Regions from separate parts of the Homo sapiens genome. Here region 1 is linked to region 2. Evidence: read pairs that join two places in POLR2A ChIA-PET (ENCODE). Cell type or tissue: CD4-positive, alpha-beta T cell. All regions are shown on one strand.

Region 1 (4,000 bases), 280 kb before region 2:
TGCTGGGGTTAATGGAAGATATGCATCACTAACAGGTGCTTTTCACTGGATACTTTGATACTCATCACCAGCCAGCAGATTCCAAGGTTGAACCACTGCTTGTATGTCTGTTCTTAAGTGTTGAACTGATGGCTGCTCTCTCCCTGGTAATAGGGTATCTGCCCCATTGATAGCTATCAGTGGGAGGCACTCAGATGGAACCCGCATAACTACCACTTCTAGCTCTATGAACTTGGCACTGGTCACTTAATCCTCTGAGCTTCAGTTTCCCGCTCTGAAAAATAGGTATGGCGCTGACACAAGCTACTCTGCCTGCCACTGGTTTGCTGGAATAAAATCAAAGGTATAGAAATGGACCTTGGGAGGTCAAGGCAGGTGGATCACCTGAGGTCAAGAATTCAAGACCAGGCTGGCCAACATGGTGAAACCCCATCTCTACTAAAAATACAAAAATTAGCTGGGCATGGTAGCACAAACCTGTAGTCCCAGCTACTCAGGAGGCTGTGGCAGGAAGGTCACTTGAACCTGGGAGGAAGAGCCTGTTCCCCAATCCCTTCCATTTCTATACTTTTTTTTTTTTTGAGCCAGAGTCTCGCTCTGTCGCCACTGCACTCCAGCCTGGGCAACAGAGCAAGACTCTGGCTCGCAAAAAAAAGTATAGAAATGGAAGGGCTTGGAGAACAGGCTCTGTCTCAAGCCCTCATTACCAGTTGGTCAGCTGATCCCACACAACTTATTGTGAAAACACAGTAAGTGTGTTCCTGAGAATTAAGGGGGTGTGGGGAAGAATGCATCTTTCTGATATTCTAAAAGCCACTCTCTAGAGAGAGTAGTTATAAATGCAACACAGAGGCCTTAATACAACTGTAATATACTTGACCTGTTTGTCACATGGTGCTGGCAAATTGCTTAATGTCTCAAGACCTTAGTTTCCCCATGTGCAAAATAAAGGGACTTGGGTGGATGGTTTGCTCCTTGGCTCCAACCTTCTGTGACTATTGATAGGCATTAGATTTTGAGAGATATGAACCATAATGTCTACCATCCCAACACAGTCTGTTTGAGCACAACTGAATTATCTCAGCAAGCACATGCTTGACTTTGGATAGGTTTCATCTCATACTTCCTCACAACAAATTATCTTGCCAGTGAGAAAAGAGAGGCTCAGGGAAGTTCAACTTCTAAGGCCACATAGCTAATAAATGACTGGGCCAGGACTTGAACCTGGACCTGCTTGTCCCAGGACCTGCTTGTCCCAACACCTATGTATCTTCCAAGACACAGTGCTTTTGCCAAGGGACAGAGGTTTTCCAGATTTGCAATGAGATATTTTTATGTTGTTTGGTAGGGAAACCAGATATATATAATAATATATATAAAATTACATATACATTTATAATTATACATAAAATTACATATACATATATAATTATATATAAAATTACATATAATACGTTTATAATTATATGTTATATATATGACATATAGTATATAATATATATTTTTCTATGTTATATTTTATATGTTATATATGTATTTTTGAAACCCTTTAGAAGGTCAAGACTCTTCAGAAGGTCAAGGTCATTTCACGGGTGAATGGTTAATCCCCCCAAGCAACAACACCGTGTGTATAAACTGCCCCCAGAATGCAGCCCTTTCAAGATGGAGAAGGAGGGGCCTCAGGGAGGGCAGAACGCCCAGCGCACCTGCCAGGTCTGTGAAAGAGGAGAGGTTGAAGAAGAAAGAGTAGGAAAAAGCTTTCTTTCCCCCTCAAGTTAGAAAGCGGGCAGAGCAAGAGAGAGAGATCAAAAACCACTAAAGGTCCCTCATGTCAACCTCTCCCTGTTTTAATTAAGCAGAGTCCACACCCCCACCCCCACTCCCTCAAAAATGCTTTGCACTCAGCAAGAGCTGCTTCACAGCAGGTTGCAGTTAAGCCTTCAAACAACCAGCAGCCTCAGGAAATGCCAGCAGCCCACAGGTGCGGGGCGAGGCGGGGCCCCTCCCCTTCTCCGCACCCAGGCCGAGCAGCCACAAGATGGACCAAGGAGCCGCAAGAGCATTCCCTGAACCCTTCTCCACTGGGCCGTGATTCTCGGCAGCGAGCCTCCAACTGCGGCAACCCTCGGTAAGACAGGCATCTTCCGTGGGGACCCAGCCAACACCTACAGACATCCATACATATCAAGCTCAAAAAAAACTCACAAAACAACTCTTGCCGCTGTTATGTGCGATGCATTCACATTTTCTACTCTTTTTTTTTTTTTTTTTTTAATGCTGATTGCAGCCTTTTATATTAGCGTCACGATTCACTGAAGGTTTCCAAACTCATTTTGAAAACGCAGTCTGCTGGATGGAGGCATTAATGTCCTCCAAGTCAGGCAGAGCCTGACCTACTCTCCTTCCTTGCCTCATTAGCTCTACCCAGCCCAGGTCCCCGCTCCAGCAAACTTGCAGCTCTGGAATGTCTTTAGCAACTCCGCACCTCCAGGCCTGGGCCATACACCTTGCTAAGCCTGATGCCCATTCTCCTGCCCCCCTGTTCTTCCTACAGTTGTGACCACCTACCTCTATGTCTCTGAATTTCTTTTTTTTTTTAATTTTATTTTTTACTTCTTCCCTTTTTTGTTTGTTTGTTTGTTTGTTTCTGCTGGGGTTTTTTGTTTGTTTTGTTTTAGACAGAGTCTCCCGCTGTCGCCCAGGCTGGAGTGCAGTGGCGCGATCTTGGCTCACTGCAACCTCCACCTCCCAGGTTCAAGCAATTCTCCTGCCTCAGCCTCCCGAGTAGCTGGGATTACAGACACATGCCACCACACCTGGCTAATTTTTGTATTTTTAGAGACAGGTTTTCACCATACTGGCCAAGTTGGTCTCGAACTCCTGACCTCAAGTGATCCGCCTGCCTTGGCCTCCCAAAGTGCTGGGATTACAGGCGTGAGCCACCACGCCCTGCCTCCTCCCTGAATTTCTCATGTGTAACTGTTGCAGATTGCAAGCGCCTCTGTTCCCCACTGATCACCCTAGGTGTGGCTGTTCTATGGAGACCAGGTTATGAGTCCTCCAGGGCCTGTTTATCCTGTGGCTGGAGTCCTACTAATCAAAGTTTTTCCATCAACATTTCTAAATGGAAGAGAGAAGGCAAAAAGTGGGGTGGGGGTGGGAGGGGCGCAGGAGGAGGGAGGACTGGGCCCTCCCCCAGAGACAAACCCCATTCCTAAGGAAGGAAAATTGCAATTATTGTCAACTTTCTGTGGGGGACCTTCCATGCTTAGCAGGAAGAGGACAATGGTTTTCAGACCCAACATTGATGGCAACACCTGCCTTCCAGGCGGGAGGCAGGATTCCTCTCAGAGGTGAGTTGCTGAGAGATGCCTTGAGGGACCTTCTCAGAAGAGAAAAGCAAGGCTCGCTGGACCTTCCAGAAAGGCAGGAATGAGGGGGAGGCAATGGTTAGCAGCCAGCCACTGGGAAAACACCGTGCAGGGTGGGCCCCTGGGGAGCGGGGGGGAGCTCCAGCGATGTTGAGGAGGGCATGGCGGGTGCATTGGGGGCTTCGTCTATTCCATCAAGCCCACCCAGAAAGGCAGGGCAGGCTCCGTGTCCCACTGGCCAGGTTCAGTCCTGGGACCCTAGACTAGTTACCAAACCCTGCTGTGTTTCTGCTTCCTGGCCGTCACATGGGGACCTGCCTCTTAGGGTTCTGTGAGGACCCAACGGGTTAAGACAAATAACACACTTAGAGCATGGCCAGATACAGGAAAAGTGTTCTATTCATTTTATTTCATCAACACATTAACTCATGGAGGTAATTTTTTTTTTTTTTTTTTTTCCCGAGACGGAGTCTCACTCTATCATCCAGGCTGGAGTGCAGTAGTGCAATCTCGGCTCACTGCAACCTTTGCCTTACAGGTTCGAGCTATTCTCCTGCCTCAGCCTCCTGAGTAGCTGGGACTACAGGCGTGTGCCACTGCGCCCAATTAATTTTTGTATTTTTGGTAGA
Region 2 (4,000 bases):
CCAACCTCTCTGAAGAACATTGATGCAAAACTCTTCAATAAAATATTATCAAACCAAATTCAACAACACATCAATACATCGTGATTAAGTGGGTTTTACCCCTGACATGCAAGGCTGGTTTAATATACACAAATCAATCAGTGTGATATATCACATTAACAAACCACATGATCATATCAGTTGACAAAAAAGCATTCAATACAGCTCGATGTCTGATTTGATAAAAACTTTTAACAGTTTAGATACAGAAGGAAAGTTCTTCAACATAATAAAGCCTATTTGAGTAAAACCCACAGCTAACATCATAATCAATGGGGAGAAACTGAAAGCTTTTTCTCTAAGATCTGGTATAAGGTAAGGATGCCAACTCTTAGCACTTCTACTTAGCAGAGTACTGGAGGTGCTATCAAGAACCATTAGACAGTAAGAAGAAATAACAGGTATTCAAGCTGGATAAAAAAGAAGTAAAATTATGTCTATTTGCAGATGACATGATTGTGTATGTGAAAAATCCCAAAGATTGCACACAAAAACCTATTAGATCTAATAAATTAACTCCATAAAGTTGCAAGATATAAAATCAATATATAAAAATCTGACATTTCTATACACAACAATGTAGCCAAAAAGGAAACTGAGAAAACAACCTCATTTACAATCACATCAAAAAAATAAAATAGGAATAAATTTAACCAAGGAGAGACCTGTACACTGAAAACTATAAAACATTAATAAAAGAAATTGAAGAGGACACAAAGAAATAAGATATTCCATGCTCTTGGATTGGCAGAATTAATATTTTTTAAATGTCCATACTACTCCCAAAGGAATATATAGATGCAATGCAAACCCTATCAAAATTTCAATGACAGTCTTCACAGAAATAGAAAAAAAAACCTAAAATTCATAAGGACCCACAAAAGACCCCAAATAGCCAATGCAATTCTGAGAAAAATAAAGTTGGAGGCATCACAAATCCTGATTTAAAATTGTATTACAAAGCTGTGGCAACCAAAATTGTATGGTACTGATATAGAAACAGATGCCTAGACTAATAGAACAGTATAGAGAGCCCAGAAATAAATCCAAACATATATGGCCAACTAATTTTCAGCAAGGGCAACAAGAAAACACAGTGAGGAAAAGATAGTTTCTTCGATAAATAGTGCTGGGAAAACTGTATTTCTACATGTAAAAGAATAAAATTGGACCCTTATCTTACGCCATACATAAAAATCAACTGTCTCTCCAAATTTGGGAGCAGCAGTTTTCCCTGTGAGTTTACTTCTCTGATAAATATAAAAAATGCTGATCAGTTTTTTTCCTGCTTTTTACTTGTTGTTAGGATGAATGGCAACTTCCAAGCACCTTACATGCCAGGGCAGAAACTGGAAATTAAGCTAAAAATAACATTTTAAATATCCAAATGGTTCCCAGAGAGACAAGGAGTAAGTTTACTGAATAATCTCAGTTATCTCTGAGATAGTATCACATCATCTAACATATGTGTAGTTGTATCCCAGAAAGAGAAAGAGGTTTGGAAAAATATTTGCAGATGGAATGGCTGAAAATTTTCCAAAATGAAAAAAAAAACCTCTAAGACCACAAGTCCAAAAGATCATCAAACAAACAAACAAACAAAAGATGAGATAAATACAGAGAAAACCATATCAAGGCATAACATAATAAAATTGCAAAGAAAAGAAATAAATATAAAATCTTATAAGAAGCCAGAGAAAACAGATACATTAAAAAGACAGGAATCAATGAAGATTTCTCATCTGAAAAGTCAGAGAACAATACAATGAATCTTTAAAGTGCTGAAATTAAAAAAAAAATCTGTTAATCTAGAAATGCATATCCAGTGAAACTATCCTTCCAAACTGAAAGTGAAAAGCACACATATTCAAAGAAAAATTGGAGAGAATTTGTCACCAGTAGATGTGCACTACAAAAAAGGTTGAAATAAGTCGTTCAGGCAGATGGACCTGATACTAAATGGAAACCTGGATGAAACCAAGGGAACAAATAGTACTGGACATAAAAAAAGTGTGTAAATATAAATTACTTTTTATTCTCACGTTAAAATTTCTTTAAAAGACAATTGAATATTTAAAGCAATAATAACAAATTGCGAGGTTTATAATACTTGCAGAAACATAGAATATGAATGTGGAAATGGAAGTATACTGTTAAGAAACTTACATTTTATATGATCTGGTACAACAGTAGGTGAAGACAGACTGTAATTAAGATGTATATAATAAAACCTAGATCAACAACTATAAAAACCAACAGTGAAGAGGTATAGCTAATAAGCTAATAGTAGAAATAAAATAAAATGTTAAGAAATAATTAATTCAGCCACTGCACTCCAGCCTGGGCAACAGAGCAAGACTCCGTCTTAAAAAAAAAAAAAAAAGAAATAATTCAATAAAAGGTAGGAAAAGAGGAGAAAGAAACAAATATAAAAGAAATAGCAAAATGGTATATTAAAACCTAACAATATCAATAACTATGTTAAATATAAGTAGCCTAAAAATTCCAACTAATCGGCAAAGCTTATCACTGTGTTTTTAAAAAAAAGTTTAACTACATGGTGCTTTCACGATAAATGCTTAAAAATCTTTTAAAAAAGGTTAAGATTAAAAGGATGACAAAAGATGTACCATGCAAACAGTAATCATAAGAAAAGTGGAGTCAACATATGAATATCAAACAAAGTGGATTCCAGAACAAAGAAGCTGCTCTGTATCTCTGTAGAGATACAGAGGGGCATTTCACAATGATAAAAATTGAATTCATGAAAATGATCTAACAATCCTAAATATGTATGTACCTAATTTTAAGGGCTTCAAAATACATGAAACAAAACCTGACAGAAATGAAAGGATAAATAGGCAAATTCACAAATGACAACTGAAGATAATTCAAAACTCCTTTCACAGGAAGTGATAGGACAAGTAGACCGTATTAGTGAGGATATAGATAATTCAAAAACTGCTATCAACCTACTTGACCATTAATCAAGATAGACCATATTCTGGGCCATAAAATAAATTTCAGTAAATTAAAAAGGATTGATCTCATACAGACTAAATGCTCTGACCATAAAGAAATTAAATTAGAAATCCATAACAGAAATTTATCTTAATTTTTGTAAAGTAAAAGATAGACATATACTAATATTAGAGTCAAAGAAAGAATCATGGCTAGGCATGGTAGCTCATGTCTATAATCCCAGTGCTTTGGGAGGCCAAGGCAGGAGAATTGCTTGAGGCCAGAAGTTCAAGATGAGCCTGGGCAACATAGTGAGACCCCATGTCTAAGAAAAAAAATAATTTAAAAATTAGCCAGGTGTGGTGGTACATGTCTGTATTCCTAGCTACTTGGGAGTTGGGAGGTGGGAGGGTTGCTTGAGCCCAGGAGTTTGAGTTTATAGTGAGCTGTGATAGTGGCACTGCTCTCCAGCCTGGGCAACACAGCAAGACCCTGTCCCTGAAAAAAAAATTGCAAAGGAAATTAGAAAATATTTGGAAATGAATGAAAATGGAAGCATATACTTATACAATGCAGCTAAATCAGTACTTAGAGGAAATTTTTAGCTTCTGAATTCTTTTATTAGCAAAGAAGGGAGTTGAAAAATAAGTGGTATAAGCTTTCAATTGAAGCAACCTGAAAAAGAATAGCAAATTAAAGACCAAGTAAGCAAAAGAAAGAAAATAAATATAAGAGTTGAAATCAATGAATTAGAAAAGAGGAAAACAATGGAGAAAAATTAATGAAACCAAAAGCTGGTTCTTTAAGAACAATAAAATTGATAAATTTCTAGATGTATAGATCTGAAAAAGAAGACACAAATTACCAATATCAGAAATAGAGACAGGGGACATTACTATCAGATTCTGTAGACATTAATAGGGTAATAAGAAAATATGAACATCATATTTACAAATGTTTGATAATTTAAACAAAATGGATAAATCTCTTAAGTGTTAGA

Evidence for each region. Peaks named below come from ENCODE experiments on the same cell type or tissue, not always from the same donor. Only the 100,000 strongest peaks of a DNase experiment are listed, where the experiment ranks them.
Region 1: POLR2A ChIA-PET joins it to region 2 with 6 read pairs; 2 of 35 experiments call an interaction of 5 or more read pairs at or near these places.

The regions. Positions count from the first base shown.
Region 1 is chr17:65,493,444-65,497,443 of GRCh38, forward strand. No RefSeq gene overlaps it. Among named protein-coding and RNA genes, the nearest start is that of LINC02563, 38 kb to the left of the region's middle. RefSeq lists enhancers at 1,467-2,099, 2,733-3,365. In CD4-positive, alpha-beta T cell, no CTCF peak of the experiment used is centred here; a DNase peak (open chromatin) is centred at 2,018; H3K4me3 peaks cover 411 bases.
Region 2 is chr17:65,768,523-65,772,522 of GRCh38, forward strand. The region is part of intron 21 of CEP112 (centrosomal protein 112); the gene reads right to left. Among named protein-coding and RNA genes, the nearest start is that of AXIN2, 210 kb to the left of the region's middle. In CD4-positive, alpha-beta T cell, no CTCF peak of the experiment used is centred here; no DNase peak of the experiment used is centred here.